Linked DNA regions of Homo sapiens: region 2 is linked to region 1. A link is an interaction called in ENCODE POLR2A ChIA-PET data of the cell type or tissue named here. Cell type or tissue: K562. All regions are shown on one strand. Each heading gives the region's core, and the rest is flanking DNA. Links, peaks and the distances in the headings are about the cores only. Region 1 overlaps CPED1 (cadherin like and PC-esterase domain containing 1). Region 2 holds the start of LINC02476 (long intergenic non-protein coding RNA 2476).

The links. Peaks named below come from ENCODE experiments on the same cell type or tissue, not always from the same donor. Only the 100,000 strongest peaks of a DNase experiment are listed, where the experiment ranks them.
Region 2: POLR2A ChIA-PET joins it to region 1 with 5 read pairs; 1 of 35 experiments calls an interaction of 5 or more read pairs at or near these places.

What each region holds. Positions count from the first base shown.
Region 1 is chr7:121,074,924-121,077,845 of GRCh38, reverse strand. All of the region lies in intron 5 of CPED1 (cadherin like and PC-esterase domain containing 1), which reads right to left. Among named protein-coding and RNA genes, the nearest start is that of CPED1, 88 kb to the right of the region's middle. In K562, for the core only: a CTCF peak has its summit at 1,820; DNase peaks (open chromatin) are centred at 765, 1,335 and 1,815; H3K4me3 peaks cover 1,106 bases.
Region 2 is chr7:119,906,162-119,909,083 of GRCh38, reverse strand. LINC02476 (long intergenic non-protein coding RNA 2476) reads left to right here and starts at 1,709. Exons shown (of 5, transcript NR_131960.1): 1 at 1,709-1,791. In K562, for the core only: no CTCF peak of the experiment used is centred there; a DNase peak (open chromatin) is centred at 1,603; H3K4me3 peaks cover 1,730 bases.

The DNA.
Region 1 (2,922 bases), core at 213-2,712:
ATGTGAGCCTAGAAATACCATAAATAAAGGTAAAAGACAAGTATATATTTACATTTAAAAAAATTAGTATGTTTGTAAATATGTAAGTGTATCTATTTTAAAACAAAGCATATTGTTAATATACATTTTAAATACATATTGTATAAATGGAAAAATATATAAAATATATTAATACATATATATATAATGTATGCATTATTGAGCCTACTTTCCTTTCTATTATTTTTAACTCAACAATATGGTTGGAACATTTTTGTAACATTAAATGTAGATATCCATTATTTATGTCTTCAGTTTCCCACCAATAAATGTGCAATAATTTGTTCACACTTGAATTATGTAGCATTCTAGTATGTAAAAATTGCACATGAATGGGAAAGGTATGTAATTTCACTAAATTCATTTTTTGCTTTCTTTTTGCTTATCTGTATTTTCTATTCTTTTCATATGAATGTCTTACTGTTTAATAAAGACATAATAAAAGCAAAAGCTAAAAGGAATGAAAAAATGCATGTCCAGTCATTTTTAAAATTTGACTTCCATTTTCATTAACTTCCTTCTCATGGATGGCTAGAAACCTAAAAAGGATACAGGAAAGAAAAAGAAGAACATGTCTACTAAGTTTCATTTTTGATAAATAGAGAGAATCACAAAAAAGTGGGGGTAGAAAATATACCCACCACCACTGATTGCTGTTAATCTACTCTAGAGTTCCTTATCTGGAGTCATTATTTTCAGACTGAACTCTCCCAAGTTTCATGGGGGATGGAGTGGTGTCAAGCAGGAGTCTCCAGGGGCCACCAGGAGGAAGAAAATAAAGGGCAAAGAGGAGGATACAGGGCAGAGGATCCTACCCTTTATCACAGTCATTCTATTTCTTTCTTGGTTATATGGGACTCCTGAGTATTTTTTTTTAAAGTTTAGAGCTTTAAAAAAATCCACCAATATCCACTGCAATCTAGATCAATGTTCTTTCTTTCTGATTTAGGTTTTTCTGGCCATATATCATACACCCTCACTTTTTTCTTTACAAGATCCGTGGAGAAGAAAAGCTAAAGCCCGATAGTCAGCAAGAAATAGCAGATTTATTCCCTTTTCCCTGAATACAGAACCATTAGGATGAAGACACTTCCCAGAGAGCTAATCTATAAGAAGTACTAAAACATTGCTGGATAAGAAGAGAGAGAAAACTCTCACCATTGTCTTCCTATTCCATCCTCTGGCAGTCAGCACTTAGCTTCTCCTCAAATGAAAGGTGAACGAATACTAAAAGACTTGGGTTGAAATGTACAAAACTATGAGTCAGCCTGAAAAAATTACTTGTTCATCTCCAGACCACATGCATAAGGATCAACCAACCACATAAGAAAGGGTCAAACCTGTCCTTTTAGATAGCAGTAACAGTCTCTCAGCTGCAATGGTAACCACCCAGAAATTGATCCTATATTATGAAAGCTGTTACTATCTTTCTACCTAGTTTATGGACAATATTAAAACTAGTTCTCTAGTTCTTTCACACATGTAGAAAGCTTATTATTTAAAATGGTTAATTATGTCTCGCAGGAGTGGGGAATTATATTTTTGATTTATCCTACCCTTATTATTTGCCCCATAGCATCAGCTCAATATCGAGCTCATAATGCATACATAGAGAAATCAGTCCAGGCATTGCCAAAACTCTCTGATAATTGGCAGTGTTCCCCTTCCTTAATTCTGGCCCCCATGGTTAGCATGTTTCATTCAAAATTATTAGAGTGACTATTATATATTAGGGACTATGACCATGTACTGAATTTGAAAAGTGAAAAAATAATGTCCCACCCTCAGGGCGTCTCAGTCCTTGTGGGGGAGACAAACACATACAAATACAGCTGACTCTTGAACAACATGGGTTTGAACTGCATGGGTTCACTAATATGTAGATTGTTTTTTCAATAAATATATTGGGAAAAATTTTGGAAATTTGCAACGATTTTTTAAAAAGCTCAAAGTTGAACCACACAGCCAAGTAATATTTTAAAAATTAAGAAAAAGATATGCCATGAAAATGTAAAATATATGTAGATTTCAGCCTATTTCATCACTTACTATCATGCAATGTACATAAATCTTACAAAAAGTTAAAATTTATTGATGGGTGGATCACGTGAGGTCAGGAGTTCGAGACCAGCCTGACCAATATGGTGAAACCCTACCTCTACTAAAAATAACAAAAATTAGCCGGGCATGGCAGCACATGCCTGTAATCCCAGCTACTCAGGAGGCTGAGGCAGGAGAACTACTTGAACCTGGGAGGAGAAAGTTGCAGCAAGATCGCGCCACTGCACTCCAGCCTGGGTGACAGAACAAGACTCTGCCTCAAAAAAAATAAATAAAAACTTATACACATGAACATATTGAGACCATGCATGGCACTGTAGAGAGAAAGGTAAACAAATGTAAAAATGCAGTATTAAATCATAACAGCATAAAATTAACGGTAGTATACACCATACTACTATAATAATTTTGTAGCCATCTCCTGTTGCTATCGCAGTGAGCACAAGTATTTCCAGTGTTTGCTTAAAATGACTTGTGATGCTAATCATTTTCTCCTGAGCAATTTGTCAGACCAGTAAACTGTGTATTGCAGTAAAAACTAAAAAAAATAAAATAAAACCTCCTGTTGTTCTTGTGTATTTTTCATCTTGTTTAATGCCATGCTGTAACCTTGAATAACACCGTAGGACTCATACAAAGTACCTCTAGTAATGCTGAAAATGCTCCCAAGAAGGAGACAAATCCACAACATCACAGGAAAATGCTGAATGCCTTGATGTGTACCACAGATTGAGGTCTGTAGCTGCAGTTGCCCACCATTTTAAAATAAATGAATCCAGCATATGGACCATGGTAAACAAAAGAAAATAAAATTCATAAAGC
Region 2 (2,922 bases), core at 207-2,706, 1.2 Mb after region 1:
CCAATTAAACTTCTTTTTCTTCCCAATCTTGAGTATGTCTTTATCAGCAACGTAAATACAGACCAGTACTGCAAATTGGTACCAGTAGAGTGGGACACTGCCGAAAAGATACCCAAAAATTTGGAAGTGACGTTGGAACTGGGTAACAGGCAGAGGTTGAAACAGTTTGGAGGGCTCAGAAGAAGACAGGAAAATGTGGGAAAGGTTGGAACTTCCTACATAATTATTGAATGGCTTTGCCCAAAAGTCTGATAGTGATATGGACAATAAGGTCCAGGCTGAGGTGGTCTCAGATGGAGGTGAGGAACTTATTGAGAATTGGAGCCAAGGTGACTCTTGTTATGTTTAAGCAAAGAGACTGGCAGCATTTTGCCCATGCCCTAGAGATTTGTGGAACTTTGAACTTGAGAGAGATGATTTAGGGTATCTGGCAGAAGCATTCTGCCAGATTTAGGGTATCTTGCAGAGGCAACAAAGCATTCAAGAGGTGACTTGGGTACTGTTAAAGATACTCAGTTTTATAAGGGAAGCAGAGCATAAAAGTTTGGAAAATTTGCAGCCTATTTGATAGAAAAGAAAAACCCATTTTCTGAGGAGAAATTTAAGCTGGCTTCAGAAATTTGTATAAGCAGCAAGGAGCCAAATGTGAATGAATTCCCAAGACCATGGGGAAAATGTCTCCAGGCCACGTCAGAGACCTTCATGGAAGCCCCTCCTGTAACAGGCCCAGAGGCCCAGGAGAAAAAAGTAATTTTGTGGGCCAGGCTCAGGGTCCCCATGCTGTGTGCAGCCTGAGGACTAGATGCCCTGTGTCCCAGCTGCTCCAGCACTGGCTGAAAAGGGCCAATGTCCAGCTCAGGCTGGCTTCAGAGGGTGGAAGCTGCCAAGCCTTGGCAGCTTCCACATGGTGTTGATCCTGAGGGTGCACAGAAGTCAAGAATTAAGGTTTGGGAATTTCTGCCTAGATTTCAGCAGATGTATGGAAATGCCTAGATTCCCAGGCAAAAGTTTGCTGCAGGGGCGGGGCGCTCATAGAGAACCTCTTCTAGGGCAATGTGAAAGGAAATGTGGGGTTGGATACCCCACGTAGAGTCCCTACTGCAGCACTGCCTAGTGGAGCTGTGAGAAGAGGACTACCGTCCTTCAGATCCCAGAATGGTAGATTCCCCGATAGCTTGCACTTTGCACCTGGAAAAGCTGCAGACACTCAAAGCCAGCCGTTAAAGCAGCCAGGAGGGAGACTGTACCCTGCAGAGCCACAGGGGCGGAGCTGCCCAAGACCGTGGGAACCCACCTCTTGCATCAGCGTGACCTGAATGTGAGACCTGGAGAAAAAGGAGATAATTTTGGAGCTTTAAAATTTGACTGCCCCACTGGATTTTGGACTTGCATGGGCCCTGTAACCCCTTTTTTGGGGCCAATTTCTCCCATTTGAAATGGCTGTTGTGTCTAGGAAGTAACTAGCTTGTTTTTGATTTTACAGGCTCATAGGTAGAAGGGACTTGCATCGTCTCAGAGACTTTGGACTTCAGGCTTTTGGGTTAATGCAGAAATGAGTTAAGACTTAACGGTGATTGTTGGGAAGGCAGTACCCCAGGGAGAGGTAATTGAATCATGAGGGCCGGTCTTTCCTGTGCTGTTCTCCTGATAGTGAATAAGTCTCGCGAGATCTGATGGGTTTATCAGGGGTTTCCGCTATTGTTTCGTCCTCATTTTCTCTTGCTGCTACCATGGAAGAAGCGACTTTCGCCTCCCGCCGTGATTCTGAGGCCTTTCCAGCCATGTCAAACTGTAAGTCAAGTTAAACCTCTTTTCCTTCCCAGTCTCAAGTACGTCTTTATTAGCAGCGTGAATATGGACTAATACACACACACACACACACACACACACACACACACACACACATCTGAGGCACAGAAAGAGAATAGCACATATTTTCACTAAAAATTAAAAAAAACAAACTTCAGCTCATGAAAGTACAGAGTAAGCCGGGCGCGGTGGCTCACGCCTGTAATCCCAGCACTTTGGGAGGCCGAGGCGGGCAGATCATGAGGTCAGGAGATCAAGACCATCCTGGCTAACACGGTGAAACCCCGTCTCTACTAAAAATACAAAAAATTAGCCGGGCGCGGTGGTGGGCGCCTGTAGTCCCAGCTACTCCGGAGGAGTATGGCGTGAACCTGGGCGGCAGAGCTTGCAGTGAGCTGAGATAGCGCCACTGCAGTCCGGCCTGGGCGAAAGAGCGACACTCCGTCTCAAAAAAAAAAAAAACAAAACAAAAAGAAAGTACAGAGTAAAATTGTGGGTTTTAGTAGCTGGGGAGGGTAGAGGGAGGGAAGAATGGGGAGAAGTTGTTTAACAGGTATCAAGTGTTAGGGGATTAGAAAGAAAGTAGTTCAGTTGTACTGCATCCCTGTAGGGTGAATATAGTTGACTACAATTTGTTGTTATGTTCTTAAAACTTAAAGGAGAGAATTTTAAATGTTCACAACACAAAGAAATAACCAAGGTTTGAGGTGATGGATATGCTAATTACCCTGATTTGATCAGTACACGTTGTACACAAAAATATCACCCTGTGTTCCATAAATGTGTACAATTAATACATATCAAGTAAAAATAAAAGGAAAGAAAACGTGCTCAACATCCTTAGTCCTTAAGGACATGTACGTTAAATCACAATTAGATACCACTGCATAGCTACTGGAATGGAAAACGAACAAAACAAGCAAATACCTGGAAATACAAATGCTAGTGAAGATGTGAATTAAATATTCATACACGATTGATGGGGATGCAAACTGATGCAGCCTCTTTAAAATGCATTTTGGAAGTTTGTTACCAAGTGAAACATATACTTATCACCTGAACCATCAATTCCACAACAAGCTGTTTATGGAAGATAATTGAAAACATATGTTT